2 separate regions of the Homo sapiens genome follow, and region 2 is linked to region 1. The links are chromatin loops, found by intact Hi-C in ENCODE. Cell type or tissue: A673. All regions are shown on one strand. Each heading gives the region's core, and the rest is flanking DNA. Links, peaks and the distances in the headings are about the cores only. Region 1 overlaps STARD13 (StAR related lipid transfer domain containing 13). Region 2 overlaps PDS5B-DT (PDS5B divergent transcript).

Region 1 (6,923 bases), core at 1,489-3,988:
TCCAAATGTCACATATCCAAAGTGTCACATCTCATTTATGACTCTCATTACATCTTGTTAAAGAGCACTGCATTGTGTGAAGCATGGCTTCCTGAGATACAGCTTCATTTACCAGAAAGAGTATCATGAAACATTCTGTGGACTGCAAAAAATGAATTGCATGTTAGATACTTGTCGTGTAAGAATCTCCAGGCAGGTTGATGGGTGCCATGTGACCCCAAGGACCTCCTGCAGGCACAGAGGGAGGAGCATGAGATTCTACTTCCAAGAAGGCAGTGAGTTCACACGAATCTCAGCTCCTAATTCATCTGGGGGAAGAAGATGGGTTGTTTATGGCAGAACCATGTGGCTAACCTTCTTCTGCCTTCTTCTGAATCTCACCTCAACTGCAAGGCTTTTCCTGGTCATCTTATCCAAAATGCCCCCTCCTGCTCTGAGACCCGGAGGATAGTGTCCTGTTCTGCAGGGCTTTTGCTTTCTTTGGTTGTGGTAGTGCCTGGATGGGTCTTTGTCTATCCCTGCTTGGTTTAGAGACCTACAGGGTAGGACCCACTGCCCACAGCCTTGCATTCACCTTCAGCACCTACCAGCAGGCTTTCACAACAGGGGCACCCAGCAGGTGTCTGTTGAATAAATAAGTAAAGACAAATGCCTTCCACTTCTGCATACCAAATGAAGAGAGCTGAGAGAAGAGAAGCAGAGACCATCCATCAGAACCACTATCTTCTAATATGGGAAAGTAACATAAGCACCTCTGCCCTAGTAATAGTAGCAAATGCTGTGCTCCAGGTACTTTACAGAAATGCAATCATTTAATCTTTACGGCAACCCTCTGAGGTAGGTACTCCTGTTTATTCCCATTCTATAGATGAAGAAACTGAGGTATGCTAGAATTAACCTACCCAGGGTCACACAGGTAATGAGAGGTGTATCCAGAATTTTGGACTCACTTCTAACTGCTTGATGCCGTATTTACCCCTCTTGTGCCCATCTGGTTCAATTATGCCCTCAAATAAAGGAGTATTTTCTAAAAACATTGACAGGTTCTTTTTAAAAAGTTAATCTGTAAAACTAAGTATATGTATTCAATAAGAGTAGAAACTTGAGCTTTATTCCAGAAACAGATATGCCATTGGTTAAGAACAAAATGAAATTAGAATGTATCTTCATTGTAAACTCTCTTTAAAGCAATAACATGAACCCTGTACAAAAGTAGTCTTGCCTTAAAGAGTTGCTCTTTTGGTAAATTTGCTAGTTTTACAAATTTGGATCATGTTTTGCTTTTGATTATTTGAAGAATTTTGGGAGTCACATAGACTCCAGATATTCATTTAGTCATTAAAACAAGATGTGGAGATTTTCTTTATTTGGTCTAGTTTGTTTTGTTTTTTGAGTACAACCTTGAAACTTCAGCAACCAGGAAATACCAAGTTATTACATAAAGTAAAATATATCTTTGAAATTGTCTAAATACATATGCAGAAGGTCAAAGACAAGTGAAACAGCTGTTACATAAAATCTCCACTTTCCAGATACCTAAGACATTCAAGAAGGAAGAGGTGGGAATACGGTCCAGGACCTTAGTTTTGAATTTCCTGGCTCCTGTTAGTTTAAGATATCCCTGTAGCATCATTTAAACACAGTTCTGGTACATGAATAAACTTCCATTTGGAATTTCCTTTTTGAAGTCTGCTGAGAATATAAATCAAAACCATATGAGATGTGTCTTAATCCAGAATGTGAAATAACATGAGAAATGTCAACCCAGAAGTAGTCCCTGAAATACGTTCACCAGGATGCACGTTCTGGTGAAATTCTTTATTTAGAATGAAAGCCTCCAAAGAACTGGATTTATTATTTTTAACCCATGATTATGGCAGCCTGAATTGATGAAAGAAGATACTTTTTAAAGTAATGTCAGTAGAAATGTTATTCAAGCCACCTAGAATGTTTGAGAAGGACATCTGTTGACATAAAAAGATGTTCAAAATGCATTGTCGAGTGCAAAAGCAGATTCCAATTTTATTTAAAGATTATGTAAAATAGATAGTATACTTAGCCTAGATACATGAACACATCTTCATAATAAAAGAACAAGAGACGTTATGCCAACAAAATATTGATCAATCTCTAGGTGGTAGAATTATGGCAATATCTTCCTTCCTTCCTTCCTTCCTTCCTTCCTTCCTTCCTTCCTTTCCTTCCTTCCTTCCTTCCTTCCTTTCCTTCCTTCCTTCCTTCCTTCCTTCCTTCCTTTCCTTCCTTCCTTCCTTCCTTCCTTCCTTCCTTCCTTCCTTCCTTTCCTTCCTTCCTTCCTTCCTTCCTTCCTTCCTTTCCTTCCTTCCTTCCTTCCTTCCTTCCTTCCTTTCCTTCCTTCCTTCCTTCCTTCCTTCCTTCCTTCCTTCCTTTCCTTCCTTCCTTCCTTCCTTCCTTCCTTCCTTTCCTTCCTTCCTTCCTTTTTTCCTTCCTTCCTCCCTCCCTTTCTCCCTCCTTCCTCCCTTCCTCCATTACTTTCGTTTTCTTTTTGCTTATATTTTTGCTTAGTAACAGAAAATTGAAATCATTTATTTGATTTTCAAATAATAAGCATAGTGCCTTCATTTGACAGCCTTCTTGTTTATCACATGGCTTGACATGAATGCTGCTAAAATCCAGTGATATCCCCAGCTCAGCTGGTCCTTGAGTTGACTTTGACGGATTTGCCAGCCTTGCAGTATGCCAGAATTGTGTAACTAGCATCACCAAAATCTTACAATAGAGCCCATTTGCTGGTACTTTAGTCATGAAAGGATTGGTTGCATTTTTAAATGGCTGATTTGGTTTGTGTTTTTTCCTTCTATTCGTACATTTGCCTTGATTTGACTGTGTGTGTGTAAGTTTTTCAAATCTTAGGTTTAGATTTTGCTACTCTTACAATCAGATTTCATTTAGGAATTTTAAGCCACTTTTATCTCTTATTCAAATCTATTCTTACAGAAAATGATCTTTTTATACCTGAATTCAGTGAGTATTTGGCAGGCAGATTAGCCAAGACCGTCATACTGACTTTATTAGTAAAAGTTGTCATATTCCTCAAAGCTAGCCAGGGAATTAAATTCTATTCATATTAGACAAGGTAGCCACCTGGACCTCCATTTAGAAATAGATGTATCTTTACATAGCATGTACTTCTGCTGTTTCCTACTTTGTTTTTAAACATCAAATGTGAAGATCCTCAATTAAGATTTTGTGACGATAATTATAAAGGCCCAAAGAGTTCTTTAAAATTTGAAGTTATCTGCTATACAATTTTAAATATTCCAGAATTTGTAAACTTCTATTATATTAAACTTTTAAAACATTTTTATAGTTGATGTAACTTTCTTAACCTTTTGGATTACATTTGTGGCATGTTTATGGGATGCCTCAATTAACTTTAATCTGAGTATGCCGTGTGTTTAGATTGTAGCATGATACAAGTCATTGATGCATCACTGTGCCTGATGACAAAAGGGAGTTGCAGCATAGGAATTAAGTTTCTTAAGTCTTCAGTGGAGAACTTCATCTCTTCCATCCCAAATCAAGTAAAGCTATTTCAAATACCTGAACTCATTTTAAATTTCCTTCTATAAGGAATATATAATGTCAATATCTATTAACAAACTGCAAATAAAAATCCCTTAGAGAGCAGACTTTTAAGCTCAGCAGTATCTTTGACCTTGAAGAGCATAGGGAAAAATGAATCTATCGATAGCTGTAAACCTAGTAACAATTTCATTTCTTGAATGTAATCTTTATTCCTGGAATGAGTGATGCATGTTTAGAAAATCATTCATACTGCCAATGCTGTTGCCTACGTTCAGCAGACAAGTAGAAAGGGTTCCAGAAAACTGGCAAAGACACGTTGAAAAATCCTAGTAAATATTTTATTTACACTCTGAGCCAGTGCCAAGGAATTTTTTAAGAAAATACATACAATATCAAGTTTTCATGTATACTCAGATAATAGGATTATACTTGAGCTGTGGAAATCTTTTCCTGGAATTAAATTAAGCAAGAACTAGTTTTGATTGATCCAGATATGACAGTTGCTGAGAAGTTACATGCAGAAAGCCTTGCAGAGGGAGTCAGAAGCTTCAGCCAAGCTGTATCTATCTTGCCATGTCAACCCCAAAAGGAGCAAAGGAATTGAAAAGGGCCTGCAGAAGTATTGGAGTGACTTTATCCTAACAGAATCTGTGCTCCTTCTTTCACCTACATGGCAAGGTTTTCCCCTGCTATCATGAAATCTTCTTGGGTAATTGGAGTACCAAGAGCTAAAAAAGAGTTGAGCAAATCAAACAGCAGATAACCTCTTACAAGCATAGACATTCAGAAATGTCTGAAAAGATACAGGAGGAGTTTGCATCCCTAAAAACACGCATTTTTTTAACATTTAAAAAAGAAAAATCTTAAAGCAATGTAGGATGGAAGAGTACCTGTCAAAAGCTAAGAAATCTGACTTCCTAGTGGTGGTGGGATTTGTCCAAAGCAGTTGCTCTTCCCCAGGCAAGAAATCATCAGCATGACACAGAGTGAGTACCCACAGGCCCTTCTGATACTGGTCATTTGGCCAATTTTGTGGAAGTTGGAGCTCGGCTCTGAGAGCCAATATCAAGACAGCAACCTGGACTCTTGTTCACCACCTTTCCTACAGAAGCTGGAGAAACTGAATTAGAGAGGGAGAGACAATCTGCAGAATCTCATGCACTTGTCCCAAGAAGGGTTACTGAAGACTCTACTGGCTTGGTGGTTCAACATGGAGGTGTTTTGGCCAATGCTTGCAAATTATGATGCTCTATCTAATTGTCTGGTCAACTCTGTGTTCCCTGCCTTGCATTTCAGTTGCTTGACTGACTCCATCTTGAAGAATCTCTTGGGATTTAGTGGTAGGCAGTGGCTCCACAACTTCAAAAAGCTGGGGATGTATGCATGCAGCCTCCCTGAGAAATACCACAAGCGCCTGATTGGAACAATCTGTATCAAATGAAAGAGGAGAATAAAGAACTACTCTGCTTCATGGAAAACTTGAGTCAAAACAATCTGGTCAGAAACTATTTGGCTGGGAGAGCATCTATTTTCTGCTTTCTTTTTCTCTCAGATTGACTGGGGTTTGGGGATTGTAAACATTTTTTTCTTTTTAAATACTATTGGGAATACAGGCATGGAAAATATATTTCTGATGAGTTTCCTCATTCACTTGCAACGGAGCTTTTGATTTTCTGTGGTGCAAATGTGTATATGAGCACACATTCACACACATGGATGCATGTGAGGATTGTTTACAACATTTTTTGGAATTCATATAGATCATGCACTCTAGGCAGAGAAGCAGAATTCGGAGCAGAAATGATTACTGAGACTATGTTCATCTCTACACCACACTAACAGACATGCAACAACAGTTTCCGCTTGAGATAAAGGTCCATAGTGCCTTCCATATGCCTCATCTATAGAGTGAATAGCTGGCAGCTGTGTTACATTAGCTTACGCTAGATTATGCCACTTGAACAAATTGCCCCTCAAGTTGTAGTGGCATAAAACAAGTGTATTTATTGCTTATATTACATGTCAGCAGCTGGTCTGCTGTTTCTCTGTCCCCAGTGTCATCATTCCAATACCTAGGCTGAAGGAATATCTCTTAGCCTCATGGTAAAGGGAAAAGAGCAGGAAAGGTGGTTGGGTTAGGGGATGGCTCTTGAGATGTTTTTCTGAAACTAGCACAGGTCACATCTGTTCACATTTAATTGGCCAAAGTGGGTCATATGGCCAAGCATAACATTAGTGAGGTGGGAAGGGTATGCCTCCTAGTTGCAGGAGAACTGCACATGGCAGCTGGAAAGGGCAGGGCGTCACTGTGGGCATACAAAGAAAAAAAAATGCATAAGTGTGTGTGACTATATAGTATATATATATGTTAATTATATATTTAAGGCTAATTAAAAATTAACAGTAAATATGTGTAACGTATTTGTTTACGTATATGTCATATGTCGTAATATCTATGGTTTCCCCAACCAGGCTGAAAAAGACTGATTAAAAATAACCCTTGAGTGACGAGGAATAAACCTGCTTAGGTTTATTCTCTACTTAGCTGGAGAATTTGCTCGATCTTCTTTTACTCTAATAGGAATTAAGTGACTAGATTTGCTATGAATCCAGCTTCCAGAAGATATTTCAAGGCCTAGGAAACAAGGCTTATGTGTAGAATTGGTGAAGGAATTTTATGTCTCAACACATCTCTCATTCTTGCGTTTGGGAAAGAAGTCCACATAAACAGAGCTGAGAGTCTCTGTCTTGACTGAGTACAGGTAAGCGTGATCACTCTATACGGGTCTTCCAGGTTTCCTCTTCCTATTGCTGTATACTTGCTGACAGTCAGATATTTTATTGCACATCAAGGAAAAGATTGCCTCAAATTATGGATAGATAAAGTGGGTGTTTATAAGTTGATCCACTATTTTGAATATTCAGTGATTAATAATCCCAAATTCATTCCAAATAACCTGTATTTTAGTTCCTCTTAGTAACTTAGAAAATCATGGAAAGAAAATGTTATGAATATTAGGAAAAAATTATATTTGGTATACAATTAAGGTCTTTTACATATCAAAATAACTTAACATATAATTTTAAAAGTGCAAAAAGATATATCCTGATGCCATACCATGGGATGTAAATCAAAGTCTGTTACTACTAAAAATCTGACATTCCTTCCTGTATCTGTCACTAAGGTTATAAAGCCCTCCTGGCAGGATTATGGTGGTAGCGTATGGTTCTATGTAATATTAATGATTGCATCATTGGTATCCATATATAGATGGGATGGATACCCTGGCATTGATTTTAACAAAACTGGCTTAATGTATGGCCAAAGAAATACACCTTCAATAAATACGGACTTC
Region 2 (6,923 bases), core at 2,789-5,288, 600 kb after region 1:
CTACTATGAGTTTTTTCTGCCCTCTTTTTAAAATTATCTCAGGAATTTTCTTATTTTACATCGTTGTTCCATCAACATAAATCTTGTATGGGAGAGTAGGATGTCTAGATCTAGAAAAACCTTTCCTCTTTGGTTGTTTTTATTATGTTTTTTACTTTATTTTCTTCAATTCCCAAACCTCCAAAGCCAGGAAGCCAGAAAGTTTCAGAAGAAAGCCAGGATGAAAGCAAGAATTTTTTTTTCTTTTTTCTTTCTTTTTTTTTTTTTTTTTTTTGAGATGGAGTCTTGATCTGTCGCCAAGCTGGAGTGCAGTGGCGCGATCTTGGCTCGCTGCAACCTCCCTCTTGAGTTCACGCAATTCCCCTGCCTCAGCCTCCCAAGCAGCTGGGACTACAGGCACACACCACCACTCTCAGCTAATTTTTTGTAATTCTTAGTAGAGACAGAGTTTCACCATGTTGGCCAGGATGGTCTCGATCTCCTGACCTCGTGATCTGCCTGCCTCAGCCTCCCAAAGTGCTAGGATTACAGGCGTGAGCCACCATGCCCGGCTAAGAGTTTTTGTATAAATTATTCAGTGCTCTTATCCCCATTATTTGACACCTGGAAGCCTCAGTAAATATTTTGTTGGATGTATGAATTGTTTAAGAATGTCACTCTACATCTTGTATATGGCAGTGAGTCCTGAAAGGGCTGAAGGTGTCACGTCAACTTTGTGAGCAGTTTTGCCAGTTTCACCATTAACCCTCTCTCTTATAAAATGATGCCTTGAATTTCAATGAGGCCCGGAATACATATTGCCCACGTTAGGCTGCTAACACCACAGGATTAAGCCCAAGAAAAGAGTGGGCAGAAAGGAGATAGCCTTCAAAATAGCTACATTGTAAGGGTCAATGGGGCAATTACCATTAGGACAGACAGAGGAAAAACCCTAAAGCTTTAATGAGGCATAGTTTCTAACAAAAGGGCATACTTTTATATGACTGCAAGTGGCTTTACAGAAATCAGTAATATAAACCTTCATTTAAAACAATATTGTTTGGGAAAACTAAAATCTAAAGTTGATATTTGAACAAAAATAATCTTCTGTGTTTGGGATTTTTAAAAATAGCCAAGTTGCAATTCATTAGGAGCAACATAACACAACATTGTTTAAGACAGTTTAAGAGTGTGAACCATTCAAAACTCAGTTGTGAATGCTTTCTACACCAAGAAAGAGAAATTATGTGGGAATTATGTCCAAATGCTGGTTTTATACAGAAATGGTTAGGAGAATTGTCTTTGATTATGAATAACCACAAATGTAGTTCCCACCTCTACTAATTTTACTTTGTCACTATAACAAATCATCACAAAGTTGGTGGCTTAAAAGAGCACAAACTTATTGTCTTACTGGAGTGCAGAAGTTTGACAGGTATCTCGCTGGGCTAAAATCAAGGTGTTGTCAGGGCTGTGTGTCTTTCTGGAGGCTCCAAAGGAGAATCCCTTTTCTTACTATTTCCTTCTTCCAGAGGCTGCCCAGATCCCTTGGTTCATATCCTCCTTCCTCCATCCGCAAAGCCAGCTCCATGGCGTCTCTCTGACCTGCTTTTGTCACCGCAGCTCTTCCTCTGACTCCCTCATCCACTTTTAATACTCTTGTGATTATATTGGGCCCACTTGGATAATCTCTAATTTAAGGTCCATTGATTAGTGACCTTTATTCCCCTTTGCCATGTAACATAACATATTCAAAGGTTTGGGGATTACGACATGGATATTGTAAGGGGACCATTATTCAGTCTGCCACATCACTCATATTTGAGTTACCTGGGCTTTTTTTAATAGAGTCCAAATTTGAGGTTAAAGAGGTTAGCAAGTTGAAAGACATCAGGAATGCACACAATTAACCTGGACAGTCCTAAATATACCCCTATGGCCCCTACTGCATTTTGAGTACAGCCTTGCTGCACTACAGCATGGTTTCCAAAATATGGTGAAATGTTTATCATATTATACATAGTAGAGCACACTGGGCAGCTAATTAGTAAATGATAAGACTGGGCCCTACCTAGACAAACATTACCGGTTCAGCATAATTCAAGGTATGTCCCAAAGGCTAGTCAAGACAAAAATATGATCCCTGTTAGCCTGCAACAGTGCTGAAATTCCCACTAGACTAATTTATTGGGTTAAGGCATTGGATTCTCAGAAAACATGTTGGAATGTGGTTGTGTTACTTGAAAAAGTTAGGCAGGGCTCGGTGGCTCACGCCTGTAATCCAGCACTTTGGGAGGCCAAGGCAGGTGGATCACGAGGTCAGGAGTTCAGGACCAGCCTGGCCAAGATGGCGAAACCCCGTCTCTACTAAAAATACAAAAATTAGCCAGGTGTGGTGGCAGGTGCCTGTAATCCCAGCTACTTGGGAGCCTGAGGCAGAGAATTGCTTGAACCCGGTAGGGGGAGGTTGCAGTGAGCGGAGATCGCACCACTGCACTCCAGCCTAGACAACCGAGCGAGACTCCATCTCAAAAAAAAAAAAAAAAAAAACACTAACCCATTCATATCCATTAGGAGAAACTAAGCCCAACAGAAATTAGCTTTGTGATATTTTAGGCATTAGGCAAACTGGTGAGGCATTTTGATAAACTCCAAGCCCCTGAAGTTGATCCTTCATTCATGACATCACTACTGCTGAAAGATGGTATACGGGCTCTTTTCCTTCACCCTCATCCAAGACTCAGCCCCTGGTGCCTCAAATTTCTCCCTCCACAATTAATCCCCTGCATGAGGCACTGTGCCCATCCTGTGATCCTCTTTACAATGCAAATATTCCTGAAAGGATGCCACATTCATCTACAGTCCCAGGGCAGCTGTTCTTAACTCGAGTGGAGTGGAAGAATACCAAAATCATCTGGGAAATTTCTGTAAACTAGATCTTCAGAAACTATATTGGAATATGTTTGATACATCTAACTTTTTTAAAGAGTTCCAAAGATAGATGTCAGAAATTTTTACACAAAATATCGTAGCTTGCATTATCATCCAAAGAGAGATTTGGGTTTAAGAAAGCATTTATCATCAGTTCAACTTCTGGAAATAATAAAGAGATATAGAACCAAGAGCAATTTCACTTGAAAAGTAAGGAGAATGACAAAGGAGAATTTAGACTGCTGCTTTGAATATTTGTGCAAAGGCGTATAAATTCCTTCAATATAATATGTTTCACATATATTCACATGCAATCACTAATCAATGTTATTTACTTTTGCGCTATTTGAAAAATCTACAGGCCGGGCATGGTGACTCATTCCTGCAATCCCAGCACTTTGGGAGGCTGAGGTGGACAGATAGCTTGAGCCCAGGAGTTTGAGACAAGCCTGGGCAACATAGCAAGACCTCCCTCTATAAAAAATAAATAGTTAGCTGGGCATGGTGGCATGCACCTGTAGTTCCAGCTACTCGGGAGGCTGAGGAGAGAGGATCACTTGAGATGAGGAGAGGTTCCAGTAAGCAGTGATCGTACCATGGCACTCCAGCCTGGGCAACAGAACAAGATTCTGTCTCAAAAAAAATTTTTTTTTAATTTAAAAATCAGCATTCCAGTGTAAGATGGCCAAAAACTCCAAAACAATTTTTCAGTTTCACGTTTCTGTTCTAGGCAAGCAGCCTGTTTTTGAGCATAGGGTAGTAGCTCACTCTATATGGAACCAAGTTTGTATCACCTCTTATTCCAAGTAAATTGACTCCTAATACTTACTCTTCATGGATACGTAGGAAGCATACTTTGCTCTAACACAGGAATTCTATTTCTTCTGGCTGTCTCATTTAGTTAAAACTTGATATTTAAAATTAGCTTTATTCAGCAGCCAGCAGATGGAGCTATTGAAAAATGTTGACATCTCCATTCTTTTTTATGAAATAAAACTGGTTTAGAGATACACTTTAATTTTTTGCTGTGTAAATAATCTGCCCATTATAGAGAAATCTGGAACTGCAGTTAAGATTAAAAAGAAAAAAAGATCACTCATAATTATGCCACCAGAAAAATTTACTTATAATGCTTTGATATGTATCAGTCCAGAACATATTATATTCATATATTTAGATTTAGATTTGTTTTACAAAACATAATGTTTTATAATATAAAATTTGCTCCTAAAGGCATAGAAATCTCCAAGGATAATATTAAAATACTTGCAACTGTACAGGACAGGCAAGGACCAATGACAACAGATACTGGCTGTAGCTTGAATAGGACCACATATGCTGCCTGCTGTGTGAAGCATTAACTCTTCAATTAATGGATGATGGGCAAGGTCTTGGGGGCAGCAGGGAAGGGTTTGGGTGCCCAAGGAGGAAGGGGTAGGTTCAGGGAACCAACTGTATAGCAACCTTATAGAAGTGTTTCATTATTTTTAACATCCAATACAGCCACAATAATAAATACCAGGTGAACTATCAGCTCTAGAAATCTCTGGAAGAATATACAAGTTTACACAAAGGTAGAGGACTTCTAGATGGGAATCTAGGTGACTTGGGAACAAAGGTGAGAAAGAAATCTGTCACTGTAATACCTTTGATACTATGAGCATGCATTTAATATTTTAAAAATAAGTTTTAAATAAAATATCATAAATAACTTTCTGGTGAATAAATACACATTGATATTATTATTTTAGTGGCTATGTAATACTATTTTATTGTGTAGTTATGCTATGACTTATTTAATGAACCCCTATTGTTGAGTAGTTCAATAATGAATTATAACACACAAAATATATTTAAATCCATGACTCATAATATAGCTTAAAACTAAAAACATTCGGCCAGGCACGGTGGCTCATGCCTGTAATCCCAGCACTTTGGGAGGCCAAGGCGGGTGGATCATGAGGTCAGGAGATCCAGACCATCCTGGCCAACATGGTGAAACCCCGTCTCTACTAAAAAAATACAAAAATTAGCTGGGCATGATGGCACATGCCTGTAGTCCCAGCTACTCAGGAAGCTGAGGTAGGAGAATTACTTGAACCCGGGAGGTGGAGGATGCAGTGAGCCGAGATCACGCCACTGCACTCCAGCCTGGAGACAGAGCGAGACTTCGTCTCAATAAATAAATAAATAAATAAAATAAAAAGAAAAACAATCACTGTTGGAGGTTGCTAATGAACCATTTCATTATTTTTAAAACTGACAAATAAAGGAAAGAATCAATCATTTATCCTGCCTGCTCTGTACAGACTGTACCAGTGGAAAATCAAATAGTAATCTGTGAACAGAAGTAGTCCAGCTAACAAATGAAGAAGGAATGTAAAAAGTAGAATATTATTATTTTTAAAACCCTAATGAAAATAACTGATCCAGACATTGAACGTAAGTACCTGCTGGCATCACAAAGAGAGAGAATAAAGCATTAGATGTTCACTGACAGAGGAATACACCAGCACCTATGTAGTCATCTTGCCATAAAAATCTAACCTGAATATGAAAGAGCCTCTAGATACAAGTATCAATTTACAAGAAATACATAGGAACATGTTTTGGTTTTTCACACAAATAAATTCCAAGGAAGAAATAAATGAGGGATGGAGGAGAAACCTAAATATTAAAAGAGATTAACCAATCAGTCAGTTGCAATGTGTGTACCTATTTGGACCCTGAGTCAAAAAAATAAACTGTTAAAAAATAAATTGTGACATTTATAAGACATTTGGAAATTTGAACACTGGTTATTTAATGATATTAAAGAATTATTGTTTGTTTTTTGCAATAGTAGTACAATAGGTATGTTGAAAAATTTACTGAATACAAAGTCTTCTGTTTCTTGATCTAGCTATTAGTTACTCAGTGTGCTCAGTTTGTGAAAGTTTAGAGAGCACCACATTTTCTATATGAACATTATAATTCAGTATAAATTTGAAAATATAAATGCAAATGATAAACATGGCATATATAATTTTTTTAGAAAAAAAGAAATGAAGTGATATAATATCTAGGATTTACTTCAACATAATATAGAAAGGGAAAAAAGGTATATATGAAAAGGTATATATAAAAAAAGGGTATATATGAAACAAGATTTACCATGAGTTGATAATTGTTGAAGCTGGGTGATTGTAGTAGTTCATTCTCATGCTGCTAATAAAGACATACCTGAGACTGGTTAACTTACAAAGGAAAGAGTTTTAATTGACTTACAGTTCGGTATGGTTAAGGAGGCCTCAGGAAACTTACAATCATTATGGAAGGGGAAATAAACACATCCTTCTTCACATGGTGGCAGCAAGGAGAAGTGCCAAACAAAAGGGGGAAAAGCCCCTTATGAAAACATCAAATCTCATGAGAACTCACTCACTAGCAAAAGAACAGCAGCAAAAGGGTAACTGCCCCCATGATTGAATTATCACTCACCAGGTCCCTCCCACAATACATGGGGATTATGGGAACTACAATTCAAGATGAGATTTGGGTGGGGACATAGCCAAACCATATCATTCCATCCCTGGCCCTTCCTAAATCTCGTCCTCACATTTCAAAACACAATCATGCCTTCCCAACAGTCCACCAAAGTCTTTACTCATTCTGGCATTAACCCAAAAGTCCAAGTCCAAAGACTTGTCTGAGACAAGGGAAGTCCCTTCTGCCTATGAGCCTGTAAAATCAAAAGCAAGTTAGTTACTTTCTAGATACAATGGGGGTACAGGCATTGGGTAAATATGCTTGCTCCAAATGGAAGAAACTGGCCAAAACAAAGAGGCTATAGGCCCAATGCAAGTCCAAAATTCAATAGGGAGTCGTTAAATTTTAAAGTTTTAAAATGATCTCCTTTGACTCCATGTCTCACATCAAGGTCACAGTGATGCAAGAAGTGCACTCCCACGGCCTTGGGCAGCTCTGCCCCTGTGAATTTTCAAGGTACAGCCCCCCTCCAGGCTGCTTTCACA

The links. Hi-C counts contacts between places; a loop is a spot of excess contacts. Peaks named below come from ENCODE experiments on the same cell type or tissue, not always from the same donor. Only the 100,000 strongest peaks of a DNase experiment are listed, where the experiment ranks them.
Region 2: it touches region 1 in a loop (3-fold over the local background); 3 of 110 quality-filtered maps call a loop at or near these places.

What each region holds. Positions count from the first base shown.
Region 1 is chr13:33,173,287-33,180,209 of GRCh38, reverse strand. All of the region lies in intron 1 of STARD13 (StAR related lipid transfer domain containing 13), which reads left to right. Among named protein-coding and RNA genes, the nearest start is that of STARD13-AS, 100 kb to the left of the region's middle. In A673, for the core only: no CTCF peak of the experiment used is centred there; DNase peaks (open chromatin) are centred at 1,859 and 2,629; H3K4me3 peaks cover 1,331 bases; H3K27ac peaks cover 2,242 bases.
Region 2 is chr13:32,578,315-32,585,237 of GRCh38, reverse strand. PDS5B-DT (PDS5B divergent transcript) reads left to right here. Exons shown (of 3, transcript XR_001749808.1): 3 at 1-220. Among named protein-coding and RNA genes, the nearest start is that of PDS5B-DT, 4.7 kb to the left of the region's middle. In A673, for the core only: a CTCF peak has its summit at 3,853 (motif pointing right); a DNase peak (open chromatin) is centred at 3,867.